Linked DNA regions of Homo sapiens: region 1 is linked to region 2. Evidence: read pairs that join two places in POLR2A ChIA-PET (ENCODE). Cell type or tissue: endothelial cell of umbilical vein. All regions are shown on one strand. Each heading gives the region's core, and the rest is flanking DNA. Links, peaks and the distances in the headings are about the cores only. Region 1 overlaps SUGT1P4-STRA6LP-CCDC180 (SUGT1P4-STRA6LP-CCDC180 readthrough). Region 2 overlaps GABBR2 (gamma-aminobutyric acid type B receptor subunit 2).

What was found. ChIA-PET counts read pairs that join two places held together with the same protein. Peaks named below come from ENCODE experiments on the same cell type or tissue, not always from the same donor. Only the 100,000 strongest peaks of a DNase experiment are listed, where the experiment ranks them.
Region 1: POLR2A ChIA-PET joins it to region 2 with 5 read pairs; 1 of 35 experiments calls an interaction of 5 or more read pairs at or near these places.

The regions. Positions count from the first base shown.
Region 1 is chr9:97,291,307-97,296,682 of GRCh38, reverse strand. It overlaps SUGT1P4-STRA6LP-CCDC180 (SUGT1P4-STRA6LP-CCDC180 readthrough), which reads right to left. Exons shown (of 45, transcript NR_036529.1): 12 at 5,196-5,312. It also overlaps the pseudogene SUGT1P4-STRA6LP and the pseudogene STRA6LP. Among named protein-coding and RNA genes, the nearest start is that of CCDC180, 14 kb to the left of the region's middle. RefSeq lists a silencer at 1,381-1,558. In endothelial cell of umbilical vein, for the core only: no CTCF peak of the experiment used is centred there; a DNase peak (open chromatin) is centred at 3,322.
Region 2 is chr9:98,329,444-98,334,819 of GRCh38, reverse strand. All of the region lies in intron 13 of GABBR2 (gamma-aminobutyric acid type B receptor subunit 2), which reads left to right. Among named protein-coding and RNA genes, the nearest start is that of TBC1D2, 76 kb to the right of the region's middle. RefSeq lists a cis regulatory region at 2,065-2,082, an enhancer at 2,002-2,146 and a silencer at 2,639-2,933. In endothelial cell of umbilical vein, for the core only: no CTCF peak of the experiment used is centred there; DNase peaks (open chromatin) are centred at 439 and 2,169; H3K27ac peaks cover 3,205 bases.

The sequences.
Region 1 (5,376 bases), core at 228-5,227, 1.0 Mb after region 2:
ACAGGTCCTGGGCCAGGTTTTTGTGCTTCAGCATGAAATGTGGTTAAGTACTGGGCTTTGCACAGGACAAATGTCCAAGCCTCCTGGCATGACATTTGGCCCTTCTTGGGATGGTCCTGGCCAGCCCCTAGAGTTCTGTACCCCGACATGTCACATGGCTCACCCTCCTCAAACATGCTTGGGGCTTGCTTGCTCACAGAACTTTACTCTTGTGATCCCCCACCTGGAATACCTGCCTACCCTGTCTTTGTATCTTCAGACAGGTGGCTTTTCCAAGTAATCCCACCCTTATTAGAGAGAATCTGTGCATCTGCTTTATGACTAATGCCCAAGTTAGCTCTGATCCATTCCTCATCTCAGTGGCAATGGGAGAGAAAGCCTGTTGTGTGCCTGCTTGTCTAAAAACACTGGGGACCAGGATCATGGATTTCCTTTTTTTCCATCCACCATAAAGCCTGGCAAGAAGAAAGCAATGAGGATACTGTCAGATTGAAATCCACATTCTGTTCCAGAGAAAAATTAGGATCTGATGGTTAAACTCTCCTGATGTACACATTTTACCACCTTCTCCAGTGACATAAAATTCTGCTTTGTAGGTAAACTAAGTGCTTTTTAACAAGTAACTCTCCAAGGCTGCCTACCCACAATGGATAGTGGAAGTCATTAATGGGTAAAGTTTGTTCAACAGACTTTTCTTTAGTTTTTTAATCTTTTTTGCCAAGGGAGTGAAATAGTCCTGAAACTTCATCCCTCAGCCCAGGTGGCCATCCCATGAGTGACCATTGTTGTCTGCCATCTGCATGGATGGTGCCTGTGCCATCCCATTTCATTGCAGGGGACAGCTGCTGGTTAGATTGAGCCCTCTCTTGGTGGCAGATGTCCTAGCCTGGCTTTGGAGCAGATGATGGGGGCCAGCGTCAGCTCTCCGAGCATGCCATCAGAATTTGGGACTCCTGGGAACTGTGCCCTAATTTTAATTTTCTGTGCATGGTGAGTCTTGGGTTGTCGATTAGGGTCTGCAACAGGAACCACCTTGTTCTGGACCTAGCTGAGACATGGGGACCTAGGATAGAATCAGAGCAGACAGACTGAAGGAGTGAGGGGTCTCAGGGAGGGGAACTCCCTCTCCAAAGTGTTTGAAAGGGCTGCCTGGAATGTGTAAGATGTGGCACATTCATGTGAGACTGGGACTCCTGCAGACATGAGGGAGGTTGAAGGGATGTAAGTTGTCCTTTAGAATTGAGTATCTGCAGTGTTGGGAATAGCAATGAACACAGTCTGAGCCCTAGAGAGGCAGAGAGCCTCAGAGATCTTGTGGTAAGCAGCAGGGCAGAATCATCAAAATGTAGCCTCATCTTGGAAGACATCTGCCATGTAGCCTGGGATATGGGTTGGAGACTCAAACACATGGGATATGGAGAACTCCACTAGCAGAGCTAGAGTTCACTTCCAGGAACAAGGCAGGAGACCAGTTAACAGGACAAGGACACAAAGCCTGAGTGGGTCCCATCGTCAGGTTGACTGGGAGCTAAGCCTCCTGGGCTTCCTAGCTCAAGGGCACCCAGGGCATGGAGTATAGAGAAAAGGAGCAGGAAAAGCGGAACCTGGGGCACCTCAGGGATCCCAGGGAGCCTCAGGGTATTTACTTCCTGGGGTCTGAATCCAGCGTAGGTTCAAACAGGAGCCGTTACCTGCCGATTGATTTAGGCACCAGTATTTGGTGCTCTGCTGCAGCTTCTTCTCCCTGTGATTTGTGATCAGGATGTGGCAAAAGCTGACAAGCACAGGGTTGATGTGATAATGGTCCATGTAGAGCATCCCAATCCATGCACTGAACCCTGAAATTCAGAGGCAGGTCAGGCCAGGCAGTACCTCCTGACATGGCCCCATTTGTGCTTTTCAGATATAACTGCAGAGCCAGTTTGCTCTCCAATGGTGCCTGAGTCTTTTCTGAGAATCTAGAAAATGAGGTATAAAGATCTGCAGGACTCTTAGAGATCATATTCTAATCTGCCCATTTTATGGGGAGCTCAAAGCTCAAAGGGTTAGGAGCTGCTGTGGCTAATCCCAAGCAAGCATCAGTACATTTATTGAATAGATGAGTGAATGAATGACTGTGGGCTCAAAACAGAACAAAAACTACTTTTGCTTCCTCAGAAATGGCTTTGAATTTGCAGCATTTCAACTGAATGGAACATCTTCTGCACTGTTTCCAACTAACAACACTAATAATTCTGAGATATGTTCTTCCTAAAAATTTTCAGAGCTGTGCATTCATAAATTAACTTCTAAGTGTTCAGACAGAATTTGACTACCTTTGACTACTCTTCCTGTATACCCCAAAGGTCTGCCAAATGGGCAGGAATTTAATAGCCTTGAACTCTCTTTTGACCAGGGGGCTGCATGTGTCTTTACTACTCAGCTTTATAGCCTCTGCTGGAAGATAAACTCTGAGCATAAATGAAAGGCATGAACTCTGGGCCTCTGATACTCGTCTTCCCAGGCAGCTGCCACAGAGGTGCAAGACCAGCCCTCTCCAGAGGATGTGGCCAGGTGGGTGCTGGTCACTTACCCATGTCTGCTCCCTCATAGCCACTCTGCATGATGGTCCTGTCGATGCGGGCAATCAGCCACATGCCGAGGAGGCAACTGATGAGCAGCCTGGAAAGGCAGGCACCCAGGCCCAGCAGCACGTTGTAGAAGAACAGAAAGTAGTTGAAGTTGTGGAACGCTTTCCTGCAAACAGAAGCCAGCCCAAGGCACCACCTTTCAACCTTTCAGTAGAGCAAGGTTGCTAGGCAGGTAGGCTCTGGAGTCCCCCAGACCCAGGGTCAAATCCTACAGGTCCAGGCTCAAAGCTTTGTGACCTCGTGCCATAAAGGGGAGCTGATTGCCCTCACCTCACAGCACTGGTGTGAGGAATGGCTCAGGTACAGTGTGGGGGCCACTGAGCACAGTGAAGAATGTATGTCAGTGGGGACAGTCATTGTTTCATGCGATCCTTGGAGTTTGAGGCTTCCTGCATGATAAGGAATTTCACAGGGCTGCAGCTGGGTCAGTGATTATGGCAGAGGGTGGGGCTTCCCCACTGTCTGTTGCACGAGGGACCTATTCCTAGCTGCAGCTGTTCCAAAGTCTTCCAAAGGAAATTTCCCAAATGACCGCCTGATCATGTGGTTTCCTGTTGCCTCTGGAATAAAGCCCAAACTTTGCATCCTGAGTTTCAGCCCCCTCACTGCCCCCAGGGGTGTGGTCTTGTCACTTTGTGTCCCCTTCCTGTCACTCACTAAGTCCACTGCATGGCAACCATTTGCGATTCTCACTCTTCTAACACATCCTGACCTTTTGTGGCTTCCTGCCTTTGTCCTTGCGGTGTTGGCTGCCGGCCATACCCTCTCATCTTCTCTGCCTGTAGAAATCCTACCATTCTGCTGACCTCAGCTCCAGAGTCCCATCTGCAGTGGCATTAACCACCCTCGCCTCTCCTCCTCCGGGTTTCTCTTGTATTCCTTTTGCACTCCCTGGCATCCTCTGTCCTTGTTGTTTATGTGCCTGTTGTCTGTTCCAGTGGACTGAGCTTCTCACAGGCAGATTGCGTTGGGATTATTTCTTTACCCTCATGCCCATGTTGTTCCCCCAATGAATGGATGGCTTTGAATGAATGAATTAGAAAGGATTTCCACGTGCTGAGCACTATTGTTCTAAGTTCATATTTTAACACAGTTCATCCTCACAATGCCTCTTTGAGGTATGCACAATTATTTGTAAATGGGGAAACTGAGGTTCATAGATGCTGAGTAAGCTCCCACATGTCACATGGCTCCTAAGGGGTAGAGCCAGGATCTGGACCCCGGCAGTCCAGCTCCAGAGCCCCCCACTGACCCACTGTACCTCACCCTCTCAGAGTGTAGAGCCTGCCCAGGAATCTGTCATGGGGGACAGGGAAGGACCCAGAGATGGCTGAAGCCAAAGGCCTACAATTCCCTCATTCCCTCCTTCACTGTCACCTGTTGTTGAGAGCCAGGGGCTTCTGCTTGTCAGCCGTGCCCAGCTTTGGCTGTAGGAAGAAGCTGGCAGCGATACACATCTGCAGGATCATGAGACCCACAACGATGGATATTGTAAGGCTGAAACACAGGGTGGGGCCATCCTGAGGCAGCCTTTTCCCTTCTGCCAGATCCTTCTCTGATGCCCAGTGAGAGAGGGGAGACAGGTTGACCACCCGGCAGGACAATGGTAATGTGAGTTCCATGCTTTACACTTACAAGGCATTCCCACGCCCATTGTGCAGAGGAGAAAACTGAGGCTTACAAAGGGGAGGTGACCTTCCCAAGACCACATGGTTAGGTCTTCTAGCTCCAGATCACAGACCATTACTCCAGGATTTCACTGATGTCCCTTTCATCAGGGGTGGCAGCTGGGTGAGCAGTTTAACAGGTTGGGAATTAAAAAATGGAATGCAGTTCTTGGAAGTTCCTGAGAAGACCACAAGAGAGTGGACAGGACAGGCTCTGCCCCCAACTCACAGGTGGTTCGAGGCAAGTATGGAATCAAGAAGCTCAGAGCAGGGAGGGGCCCCAGAGAGCACTGCATGCTGTGTTGACATCCCCTGGAGTGGCAATGAGAGGCAGTGGCTAAAAGGAGGCTTTGGTTTCAGATTGCCCAGCTCCCAATCCTGAGTCCTCCCCCTGCTTGGAGGAAACGCTCAGTCTCTCTGTGCCTCTGTTCCCTGGTCTGCAAAATGGAAGGTAACACAAGCACCAAGTTCATAGGCTATTATGAGAAAAGATGCATACTAAATGCTCAATGAAGCCAACATTACTTTGTCTTCCAGATATGTAAACTGAGGTGCAGAGAAGTGGAATAACTTACCCCAGGTCACACAGCAGATCCAAAAGCTTTGCCAGGATTCCCTGCTTCCTTCCATCATACTGTCTTGCCTCTCATTTTACTTTCCTAAACCTCAATTTTCCCAGCTGGAAAATGGACATATGTATCCCCCACCCCATACATGGTTGTGAGGGCATTGTGGAATGGTGTGAGAGGCAGCCTTTTGTGAACGCTGTTTCCCCCCACCATGAGTTACTATCATGGCCCATCTCTGGGTCAGGGCCAAGACCATGGGTCCACATAGCAGTTGGGGGGACCCCAGCTCTCAGAACATGTCAATGACAGGATACCCGCCCAGCACTTACATCCCAATGCCCAGCCCTTGCAGCATTTCCAGGCCCTGGTTTGGACGATGGGTAGCACCAGGCTGTACATGATTGCCATGCCACATAGGCTCTGTACCATGTGAATGATGAGGTAGCCTAGGAGTGAAGGGAGCCAGTGGTAACTCAAGGTCCTTCGTGAGCTACCCCCTATACCCCTCCT
Region 2 (5,376 bases), core at 129-5,128:
GAGTTGTTTTGTCCTTGACAAAGGATGAAACATTTAACATGCCCCAAAGATGCTCTGTTCATGTCAGAGGAGGCTGAGACAACCTGTGAACCACCCCTTAGGGGACAGCAGCCAGAAGAAACACGATCATTGCTGGTCCTGCCCAAATCTCACTTCCCAGCCCACCCACCCATACTCTTGCCCTTCTCTGGACTGGTACCCCAACTCCAGGCTTACCCTACTCACATGCAAGCACCCAATAGTAAGCAAACACGTACTATAATAATGACAACAGTGTCTCACATTTCAACAGCATGGCAAAGTTCACAAAGCACCTTGACATCCCCATTTTAGAGATTCATCAGAGGAAACTAAAGCTGAGTAGGTGACCTGACTGGCCTGAGATAACCTTGCTTGCTACGCATGAGAACTGGAACCCAGCCCAAGCCTTGTGGTATTGGATGAGTCAGTATCCCTTCCACTGGGATTGATCCATTCACACTTCCTGCTTCTTTTTGCATCCGTCCCTTTGTTTTCTTTTTCTTCATTGATGCTTTCAAAATTATTAGCTTCCAATTGTGCATAATGTTCTCTTACAAATGCTTAAATCTCTTTCACATCTGTGATTATCTGGTTGATGGTTCATGAGAGTGAACAGATATTCAAATCCAGCAAGTTTAGATCTGAGAGCTTCACCTTCCAGTCCCGCTTCATCCTTAGTACTAGATCTACTCAGCCTTCTTCTAGGATTTCAACAAAGCTGCATTGTCTTAGGAGTAACAATAGCAAAAATAATCATAGCAACAGCTTTTCTTGAGTGCATGCTATGTGGTAAGCACTGTTCCAAGTTCTTTGCTTTATCAACTCATTCAGTCTTCACAACAACCCCATGTGGGAATTACCATTATTATCCCCAGTCTACAGATGAGGAAACTGAGGCACAGAGGGGTTAAATAACATGCCCATGGTCACACAGCTGGTAAATATACAACATGTAGCCCTTAGTGGTTAAGCAAGTAGACTCTGGAGCTAGGCTTAACTCCAAATCCCAGTTCAGCCACTTACTGTGTGAAGTTAGGTTAGTGTACTGGGCTGAATTGTCATTCCCCCTAAACGATATATGCATCCTTACCCCTGGACCTGTGAAATGTGGCCTTATTTGCTAAAGGGGTCTTTGCAGATGTCATTATGTTAAGGGTCTTCAGAAGAAATCATTTTGGATTACCCGGATGGGCCCTAAACTCGATGACAGGTGTCCTTATAAAAAATACACATAGAGGGACACAGACACAGGGGAGAAGGCCATGCGGAGATGGAGGCAGAATGATGCAGCCACAGCATGGAATGCCTGGGGCCACCGGGAGCTGGAGAAGACATGGCAGGATTCTTCTCTTGAGCCTTCAGAAGGAGCACAGCCCAACGGACATCTTGACTTTGGACTTCTGGCCTCCAGAACTGTGCAAGGATTAATTGTCTATTGTTTTAAGCCGCCCAATTTATGGTAGTTTGTTACAACAGCTCTAGAAAATGAGTATCATTTCTGAGGGCTTCAGCCTTAAAATGGGCCTAGATAGGAGAAGTGCCCACTTTACTGAGCTTTGGGGAGGACTAGAAGGGATGCCTGTAAGATTTGCCCACACCCAGCACCTGGAGAGCACTTGATGAAGGTTAGCCCTCATACAGAGCATCATTTATTACCCGGCCTTTGGCTGCTCTGCCCTGAACCCTTGCAGAGCCCACGGAAGCCAGCCCTTCACATTGCCATCTTCTTGTGTCTGACTCGTTGCCACTGGGACCCCTGAGCCCAGCCCAGCGTGTTCCTGGCTCAGGAATCTCAGAGGAATCAAATCTGACTCCCAGACCCAGGCTGCAGAGGCCTCTCTGAGCCATTATTACCAGGGCTGCCAGAGCGAGACTATGAACATCCACATGTGGCGTTTTAATATTTTACCCAAGAAGTCATTTTCTTCCACGATTCAGACACAGAAGACTCGAAGAATTAAAGTGAGAAAGGTACTCAGGGCCTGCATGATTTCCGCCAATGGGCGTGGAGGATTTTCCTGTGTCTGTTCAGGCTCTTTCTTTCTTATCTGCGTCTTACAGCAGACGGGAAGCCAGCTGACGAGAGATTGCATGTTCATACCAATTATTAAAAATATATGGCAGGCTTCTGGAAATGCATTCACATGCCAAGGAAATAGAATGCAGTCACCAGCCCAGGCCCCTGCACTGTGTGCTTTGGAGGAACAGTGCGGCATCTGTAAACACAATGATACAAGGTTTTGGACCAGATTCTGCCACCTCCCAGCTGCGTGACCTTGGGTGAGTGACTTAACCTCTCTGAGCCCCAGTGCCCATAGGGGAAGTTCATTCCTCCCTCACAGGTTTACTGTGAGCGTCATTAACTGAGATAACATGTTCAAGTACCTAGTTCTGAGCCTGGCACATAGAAGGAGGTCAATCAGTCTGATTTGTTTCCACTCCCTGCCCCAGAATTTCCTGACTCCCTAAGAAAACTGACATAACTACCCTGCCAACCTCCCAGGTCCTGAGGTGCACTGCTGCCAAGAGCAAACGTGCAGGATAGATTTACACCTTCCAGTGCACTTCCATGGCCATCCACTCATTTAATCCTGCAGACTCTGCTGCAGAGAGTGTTCTGTTTCCATTTTGCAGGGGAGCACCTGGAGAGCTCTGAATCACATAGGTAGCAAGTGGGGCTCAGAGGTGAGAAGCCAGGCCTGCTAATCCCCAAAGCTCGGCTCCTTCATACCCCATGCTGACTGTCAAATGAGCTGATGGATGGGAAATTGCTCCATAGGCAACAGAGCTCTATCCCAGCCTGAGGGCTGGACTGTTGTTATCTCCAGCACCTGTCTGTGATCAAGGCTCTTTGCTACCTTTTTGTCCATGTGTATTGTCCTCACTTCCCCCTTCTAGGCATGAGCAGGTTGGATCAGTCTCATTTGGCTCATTCCAAGGCAGTCTGTGAACTTGCCGCATGTGTGGTTAAAATGTATGCATGCTCCCACTCCCACTTCCCATGTGCCTTCTCATGCTCCACGCTCTCTGCCCCACCCACACTCACTGGCTCGCACATCCAGGAGGTGCTCAGCACAGCCTGTCCTCTGTTATGAAGAAGACTTCGTGGAGCTCAGGTGCACCATAGAGCCACTAGAGAGACACGTGTCATTCATTCATCTGCCAAACCCACATTTACTGGGCACCCACTATGTGCCAGATGCTGGAGCCACAATGATGGGTTAGGTGCAGCCCCTGATCTCAGGACTCCCCCAGTCCAGGGGGACAAGTTAATTGACAATGGCAGTGTAGGTGGCAAGTGCTAGAATAGCTCCGCCCGGGGCCCTGTGGAAACGCAGAGGAGGTGGCTGCTCATCCTGCCTTGAGAAATGTTTCACAAAAAAAAAAAAAAAAAAAAAAAAAGAAGAGGGACTTTTCCCCCAAGTCTTCAAAGAACAAATAGGATTTGGATAAAGAAAACAGAAGCTGTGCAAAATAGTTCATCCTTTCCTGAAAACGTTAAACAGAGTTACTATTAAGACCCAGCAAGTTCACTCCTAGGTATACACACAAGGAAAATGAAAACATCTGCTCAAAAACATAGACATGAATGTTTATAGGAGAGCTATTTATAATGCCAAAAAGTGGAAACAACCCAAATGTTCATCTGCTGATGAATGAATAAACAAAATGTGGTCTATCCATACAGGGAAATATTACTCAGCTGCAAAAAGAATGAAGTACTGACGCATGCTACAACGTTGATGAACCTTGAAAACATTATGTTCAGTGAAAGAAGCCAGACGCAAAAGGCCACATATTGTATGATTCTATTGGTGTAAAATGTCCCAAACCGGCAAATCCACAGAGACAGAAACTAGATTAGTGGTTGCTTCGGGCTAGGGAAGGAGAGATGGAGAGTGATTGCTAATGGATATGGGTTTCTTTTGGGGGTGATGAAAACTATGAGATAGCCGTGCTAATTGCACAGCATTGTGACTATATTAAAAACTACTGAATTATACACCTAAAATGGTTTAAATTGTGAATTTTGTGCTATGTGAATCTTACCTCACTTTCAAAAAGAAAAAGACAGGAAAAGATACATAAGGACATTCCAGGTAAAGAAACAGTGAAAGCAAAGGTAGAGAGAGGGGGACATGCTCTTGGAGAAGAGCAAGTGTCCAATACTGGAGCATGATGCACTATATTTTTCTTCTGTGGCTTCACAGCTTTAGAAGGCTAAATGATTGTCGGGTCCAATACCTGTAGTATCTGTTAGATGTTGTCGGTTGCAAGTAACTCAAACTGGCATAAACAATAGAGGGAATATATTGGCATCTTGAAAAGGTCCAGCAGTAAAGTGGACTTCAGGCACAGTTTGATCAGGGATCAGTTCCATTTCTGTGATTTTTTTGTCCCTGCTCTCCTCCATGTATGAAATATGTCATTACATTTGCTTCTCAGGTGTCATGGAGATATGAAAAGAAAGATGCATGCATTTCAACTAGAGTGATTTTAGAGGGTTTCTTGGACAACATAGAATTTTTGCCAAGTCTTCAAAAGATGGGTAAAACCTCAAGGAGTCGATATTCCAGGTAGATGAAACCCCTTGAGCAGGAAAATGTAGGGTGTATCTGGAGAAGAGTTCAAGAATTGGTTGGGTCTGGCAGCTTGCCGATAGAAAGTAGATGCAGGGCTGGAGGGAGCTTGGACTTTAACCTGGAGGCACTGGAGAGCCATACAGGAAATTCAGCAGTGGAGAATGTGATGAGCTCTTGATAACGCCTACTCTGGTTGTCAGATAATTTTACGAAATTATTTTTACTTTTAATAGATATGATAATATTGTGGTTATGTACATTCATGCTGAAGTGTCATGGAGTCTGCAATTGACTTTCAAACAGTTTAGGAGGGAAAGTGTGCATGTGTGTGTGTGAGAGAGAGAGAGAGAGAAGAAGAAGAAAAGGAGAGGAGAGGAGAGATGGGGAGGGAAGGGAGAGAGGAGCAGATATGGCAAAATGTTAGCCATCATTGACTCCTGGAGGAGAATACACAAGGGTGTGTTGTACTGTTCAGCTTTGCTGTATGAGAAAAAGAAAAAAATGAGAGTGGGAGAGACAAAGCACTCTGATAGAGGGACAGGCTCAGGAGGTGGTACAGTGAGGGGGCAAGAGAGAATGAGCCCCGAAGGGCAGGGCCGAGATGCCCCATTGGTGAGATGCCTCAGGGGCCCAAGCCACAGGGCTCAGGGTGGGTGAACGTGGCTAGGGACGTGTATAGGCACAGTAGCCCAATGACTCTGCAGCTTCCAGCCCAAGGGTCCAAGAGGACCCTTGTGCCTGGAATAGAGCTTGAAGGCAGCAGAGGAGGAGA